Linked DNA regions of Homo sapiens: region 2 is linked to region 1. A link is a contact called in ENCODE Hi-C or POLR2A ChIA-PET data. All regions are on one chromosome and are shown on one strand. Each heading gives the region's core, a stretch centred on a gene start or an enhancer-like site at or near the end of the contact. The rest is flanking DNA. Distances are from core to core; before and after follow the strand shown.

The links. Hi-C counts contacts between places; a loop is a spot of excess contacts on that map. ChIA-PET counts read pairs that join two places held with the same protein, here RNA polymerase II (POLR2A). Pooled maps may share reads with other maps.
Region 2: a loop to region 1 is called in a map of ascending aorta, with 8 times the contacts of the local background. The contact joins two enhancer-like sites. A Hi-C loop is called at or near these places in 2 of 168 maps with a recorded cell type or tissue (ascending aorta and left ventricle myocardium inferior) and 1 of 50 pooled maps. POLR2A ChIA-PET finds 5 or more read pairs at or near these places in 3 of 52 experiments (PC-9, activated CD4-positive, alpha-beta T cell and activated T-cell).

The regions. Positions count from the first base shown.
Region 1 is chr11:109,036,637-109,040,146 of GRCh38, reverse strand. No RefSeq gene overlaps it. Among named protein-coding and RNA genes, the nearest start is that of DDX10, 370 kb to the right of the region's middle. Within about 2 kb of position 1,551, at least 3 of the 41 ENCODE cell types and tissues checked have a DNase peak (open chromatin) inside an H3K27ac peak, as active enhancers do.
Region 2 is chr11:109,070,453-109,073,945 of GRCh38, reverse strand. No RefSeq gene overlaps it. Among named protein-coding and RNA genes, the nearest start is that of C11orf87, 350 kb to the left of the region's middle. Within about 2 kb of position 2,210, at least 3 of the 41 ENCODE cell types and tissues checked have a DNase peak (open chromatin) inside an H3K27ac peak, as active enhancers do.

The DNA of each region.
Region 1 (3,510 bases), core at 302-2,801:
TTCATTCATTCATTCATTCTACAAACATTATTGGCCATGTAATATGTGCCCTTGAAATGGGCACTAGAAACACAAAAATGAACAAGATGGGATTTTACCTCCAAGAAGATCTCATTCTGGTTGGAGAAAGACATAAGAAAACAATTATTACATTAAACAGCAAGGAGGACTCTGTCAGAAGACTGGAGCATGGGGAAGGAAGGTCAAAGCCAAGCCATGGGAAAATGACTCTATTCTTCTGTGCCTTAGTTATCTCACACAGCAAGAGAGAAATAACTGTTCTACCTTTGCGAGGCTTAATGCAATCAAAGGAAGGAAAACATTGGATGTGTAAGGTATCGTTATGGAAACTCACTTTTGTTCTTCCACTGGTCTTGACAGCCTTCATTAATCTTCTCACCCTTGTTTACCCAAAAAAAAAGTGACTCACAGTTACATAACAATTACCCAAAAAATAGTGACTCACCTTACATAACAATTAGTGATAAAGTTAATTAGAATCCAGATTTCTTAACTCTTATTTTTCAGCAATTGCTCACTGTTTAACACGAAAGATCACTTCAAGTAAGAGATAAATGGAAGCAAAAGCTCATTGGGAATAGACTAAAAACACATACATATGAAGGTCATCCATTTCTTTTTGGATATTGAATTTGGGATAAGATCACCTTGAGTCTGGAGCATGGGAGACTGGTCAGCAGTGGTGGCCCCAGCCATGGCAGGTGGCTTCTTACAGGACTATGAGTCCCATGGAGGATGTGGCAGGAGAGTTGGCAGGTGGAGAAGGATGAATCCTGACTCCTCTGTCTTTCTCTACATCAAGATAGTGGAGCATGCATGCTTTACACAATGTGTTTTGTCATTTATTCCTTACAACAACCCAGTGAAGTATGTTCCATTATTATCCTCATTTTACAGAGAAGGGAACTAACGGCATTTTTTTTTTTGGAAACAGAGACTTGCTCTGTAGCCTAGGTTGGAGTACAGTGTCGCTCAGCTCACTGCAACCTCTGCATCCCAGTTTCAAACCAGGTTCAAGCAATTCTCGCACCTCAGCCTCCTGAGTAGCTGGGATTTCAGGCATGCACCACCACGCCTGGCTAATTTTTTTTGTATTTTTAGTACAGATGGGGTTTTGCCATGTTGGCCAGGCTAGTTACTAACTCCTGGCCTCAAGTGATCTGCCTGCCATGGCCTCCAAAAGTGCTGGAATTACAGGTGTGAGCCACCGCGCCCAGCCTCTAACAACATCTTGATTAGAGAAAATCTTGTGCTAACTAACATGGTCATTGTTTTAATCAACCTTCCCGCAAAAAGGGAGGGCAGGAGGGAATTATTCAGAGCAAAATTTCCACTGATTTTCTCCTCAAAATGTGGAATAAGAAGAAAACCCAGAGAAGAATGCCCAAAGCAGATGTAGTGGAAGCTTCCCCACCAAACATCCTTGGCAACCAGTACCTCAGAGAGCAATCCAGCAATAATGGCAATTACCCAGCATCACAGCAGACACGTCAGGAGAACAGAAGCACAGGCCTGCCTCCCACTGCTCACAACTGGCTCAGGGGAAAAAGGAAAAACATGGGGCTTTGGGGTGCCAATTATGCATTGTTGAACACTGAAAACTAACAATGGCATTCACTCAAAAATCCAAAAGGCCCGTGAGTCATTTCTGACAAGCATAACAAGTCCTAGCTAAATACTTTAAGAAACCTTCTGATTTAAAACAAAATTATCATTTAAATCAAACTTGGGTACTGTTAATTGTTCTGTGACTCACTCAAAGAGTGCTTTGTGTGAATTTTACTTTACTTATTTTCCCCTTCAATAAGCTAAGAACCTTGATTCTATCAGTTGGAGCTTGTCAGAGAGAGGGGCTTGATGGGGAAGGAAAATTATGAATAATGGAGTAGTCAGAAAGGAGATACCTCAGTCCTAATCCTCCTTTTTAGGGAGGAAAACTGAAGATTCAACAAAGCCACCAGGTGAATGGTCTGACCTGTCTTTTGTGTAATAAAAATAAGCTATGAAGCATTTCCCACTGGAACTATTGAGAGATACATCAATTACCATTCTTGTGGGCAGCAGGCTAATCCTTCCAACTTGGATCATACTGAATAGGTCATGTGTCCACGGTAACCCTGTCTTCTTGTCAAACCATCTATGTTGATACATGTAGCTGTGTAGGGTCCCCCTCATCTGCCTTACACCCTGGAAGAAACAGAGGCCTCTGACCTCACTCTTTCCTAAAGAGCAGCTCTTTCAATCAACAGACTTTCACTGGAACACCTACCTTGCACCAACTATTCTGAATTCAGAGTCCATCTCTTCTCTCTGGGAATGTACAGGCTACCGAGACAGAACCATGGAAACAAAACTGGAATGAAATATGATTACTGTAATAGAGGTAAGTACATGGAACCACAGGAAATAAAGAAAAAAAAAGGTAATACCAAACAACTTGTAAGAACTGGGGACAGAAAGAGGGTCAGGGAAGAGTTATCAAATGAGTGACATTTGAACTAGGCAGTAAAGGGTAAGTAAGAGTTTTCCATATACTTATGTTTCCTGCTCATCTGTAAGATCTCTGTGGTAGGATCAGGTTTTGTTCAGAGCTGTATTTCTAGGCTGAGCACAGTGGCCCAAGCTTCTAATCCTAGCACTTTGGGAAGCTGAGGCAGGAGAATTGTTTAAGGCCAAGAGTTCAAGACCAACCTGGCCAACATAGCAAAACACTATCTCTATTTTTATTTATTTATTTATTTATTTATTTATTTATTTACTTATTTGAGACAGAGTTTCACTCTTGTTGCCAGGCTGGAGTGCAGTGGCACAATCTCATCTCACTGCATCCTCCACCTCTAGAGTTCAAGCTATTCTCCTGCCTCAGCCTCCCAAGTAGCTGGGATTACAGGCATCTGCCACCAAGCTGGCTAATTTTTTGTATTTTTACTAGAGACAGGGTTTCACCATGTTGGCCAGGCTGGTCCTGAACGCCTCACCACAGGTGATACACCCGCCTTGGCCTCCCAAAGTGCTGGGATTACAAGGCATGAGCCACCACGCCTGGCCTCCCCATCTCTGTTTGTTTGTTTGTTTGTTTGTTTATTCATTTATTTTAAGCTGTATTACTAGCAACTAGGACTTTTCTTGAGACAGGCAGGAAGGAGAGAAGGAGGGAAGGAGGGAGGGAAGGAGGGAGGGAAAGAGGGAGGGAAGGAAGGAAGGAGGGAGGGAGGTAGGGAAGAAGGGAAAGATTTTCATTTCACAGGCATGGAAAAGGGGTATAGCAGACATCCTTTGACTTGCCCCACCCCTGTTCTCTGGAATCTGCCTGTCTTGCCCATAGGCATTGTATTAACAATATGTTTCATCTCTTCTGCTTGAACCTGGCCCCTGAACATGGTTGACCAGTCCAGAAACGGGCTGTCGACATGAAGTAAACCAGAGTGCCTTGAGAATTTGACATTAGAACCCAAAAAAGAGGCTTAGCCTCTGGATAATTGAATCTAT
Region 2 (3,493 bases), core at 961-3,460, 33 kb before region 1:
TACACTTTGCACCTCTCCACACATAAATGCATGCAAACACCTACCCATTGACCAACAGAAATATCACACTGGGACTATTTCCAAAGAGTCTCTGAAAAGTCATTAAGTATTTTGTAAAATACTTCACAAAGAGACAAGTCTTGCCAGCCATCCTTGATGATCTGTCTCCCTAAAATAACTCCAATCCCAGCAGCCTCCCAGGTGCTGGTAGGTAGACAGTGCCACAGTCAGCTCAATCTCTGCGGAGGCCCAGCCTATTTGATGCTGCACATATATGCACTGCCTTCACTTTCATCATCCTTCACACCTACTCTACCCATCCATGTCTCTGCCTGGCCAGTCCCTACTCATTCTTGAATGTCAGTATAAATGTCTCTTCCTGCACAAAGCCCTTGGTGAGTCCCCAGGTTGGTTTCAGTACCCTTTCTATGTGTGTCTTCACCTACACGGGCATTAGTTGACACCATTGTAGTTGTGCATTGACTTGTCTATCTTCACTAAACTGTAGGTTCCTTGAGGACAGAGAATATGTCTCCAGCACTTAACACAGTGTTGGCATATAGAAGTGCTCAATAAATATTTGTTTAATGAATGAGTGAATCCAAACCAGATTAATGGTTGGGATAAAAAACTACTCAGGTCTACTGAGGAACAAACCAATAAACCTGGTGAAAGGGAAGTGGAAGTACCCAGGCACAAAAACCAGGTACTCTCCCTAGAGTTCACAATGAGCCAGCTAGGTGACTGTAAGACCCAGAGATCGGTTCTGCTGAATATGCAATATCAGAGGGCAGAGTAAAGAGTAACAAAGCCAAACCAGTTGTTCCTTGTAAGAAAAGAGAGAAGAAAACCGACACTTAAAGAATACCTATCAGTACCCCTTTTAAGCCAGAAAAGAACTTACAAGTTATTATCACCTTCTCACAGACAAGAAAAATCATGCTCAGAGAGGTAAATAACATGTCAAGTAAATAGCAAAGTTGGTATTGGAACTTGGACCTGCTGATGCCAGAGTTCACACTTTATTTTACTCTATCTTATTGTTTCTGAATTTTCCACAGATTTGGATGTCCATTTCTACATTCTGGGAAATCAGATGGTAGGTAGAAAGCTGGGTACCCTGGAAGCTGTGGCATTTGACATGCAGTAGTGGCACTGAATCAATGAGCAGATGAACAGGCATTCACTATGGTCTGCAAAGGGCTCGCATTGCCAAAGATCTTCTTGTCTTTGAAAACAACTTCAAAGAAAAAGAATAAAGTTCAGAGAAGGGAATGCAAAGGATAATGAGAAGAGAGGGGAGAGTCAAGAAAGCCTCCTCCAGATGGATGACATACGAAAAACATTATATGAAAACATCACAGTGAACACCCAATCTCTCACTGAAAATGGGCAGCAAGACCATCCTTAACTGTCATTATGAGCAGAGACATGTGATATAGTTTGAATATATGTCCCCACCAAATTTCATGTTGAAATGTAATCCCCAGTGTTGGAGGTGGGACCTAGTGGGAGGTGATGGGATTTCTCATGAATGGTTCAGCACCATCCCCTTGGTGCTGTCCTTGTGATAGTGCATTCCTTCTCATGAAATCTGGCCGTTTAAAAGAGTGTGGTGCCTCCCCCACATAGTCCCAGGTCTCTCTCTTGCTCCCACTCACACCATGTGACATGCTTGCTTTTTCTTTGCCTTCTGCCATAATTGGAAGCTTCCTGAGACCTCACCAGAAGCAGATGCTGGTGCTATGCTTTCTATACAGCCTGCAGAACTGTGAGCCAATTAAAGCCCTTTTCTTTATGAATTACCCAGTCCCAGGTATTTCTTTATAGCAATGTAACAACAGCCTAACCCAACATGAATCAGCTACGGGGCCTCAGCCAACTATTAGCACATAGACTCCTGCCTCCAAAGGCGAAGGTACTGAGAGTTAAGAGAAAAGCTTAGAGGAAATGAAAATGCATCCAATTCCCCGTCAAATGAAAATGCTATGGGCCAAAGGCCAAAGAATATTCTTGGCCTGGATGGTGCTCTCCACGCTAAATTTAGCTGATTGCTGAGCTTTTTTTAAGAGGCATCTTATTCAACCTTTTGCAAGCCACAGATTTACCTCCTAATGCACAACTTGCTTCCCCCTGAAGCTGGAACACATTGTCCTTGGCTTTGTCATCTGTGGGAGAAGCAATGCCAACAAAAACTCTGCTGTTATCACCTGGCTCTGCTTGTCCAAGCAGTGCCTGGATGAGGTTCTTTAATGGCACTGACAAAAGGCTCTCTATCCTCAGTAATCCAGCCCACCTCCCCTGACCCCACCATCCCCATAACTATAACCTCATCTTAATTCTTATTAACAGAAATCCATTCTTCTGTGTTTATCACTCTAGCTGCAGAAATCAGCTTTTAAAATGAGAAAACTTTAGGGAGAGTTTGCATGCCCATTAACATAACCAAAATCTGTGCAGATTCTAACACTGCTTGCTTCATTTGCTCCTGATAACACAGTGCAGACTGAGAGGCAGCATGCAAGGTTGAAAAAGCATGAGACTTTAGACTAAGACCTAGATTGAGAGCCTCATTCTTTTTATCCAGACAATCTTCAGCTTGCCTCATATGAAAAGTGAGGATTATGATATCTAGTTTTGCCCAATAAAGGTAAATTAATAATATTTTAGGTGGTTATTAATCTTAGGAATTTTAGGACCAAAAGAACCAAGAGGTTACATGCACAGAGAACGGGGCTGGAGACAGTTTGGGAGAATTGGTGAGTAAGGTGGCGTCAAGACACAAGTGAAGCTAATATCAGACTTATGAGAGTCAGAGTCAGGAAGCACAGAAGCCAACAAAGAAAGTGAGGACAGGGGGAGAAGATGCAGGCCCATCCAACTCACCTAGAGCAGTGGCATATGTATAGTTAGTCATGTTTCGGGTCATCATGTGGTCACCTCTGAGTCCCTAGTAACTAATGTTCATTTGGCAATTGTTAAGTATTTATTAAGTGCAATTGTCTGCCAAGTGATGATCAAGAGAATAGGTTTAGAGCACTTAGGGTTATAGTAAGTTCCTTCCAGACTTTGGGATAAGACAGGAAAATAGCCTAATGCAAAAACTAATAAAACTCAACACACAATGGGTGGTAGTCGTCATTTACAGAAGCAACCCACTCTAGTAAACAGTTAGTAAATAAGTTATCCCAGACAGGGAGAACAGAGCAAACAGGAAGAAGAGAGATCACACACACACACACACACACACACACACACACACACACACATTTACAAATCAAAAGGGCCCATTCCATTGAGTGTTCAGCACAATGAAAGAAAAGTAATCTAAACTTTGGTACATTTTCATGACATTTCAGAGTACTAGGGCTGAAGAGCATACTCTAACCATCCTTAAAGCTTCCGAAGGGAAAAATGGAGCAGTGTCTTCAAGTGAGGAAAACTAATTTCCAACCAAGAATTCTATACCTATGCAACCTAAGATCAAAATGTA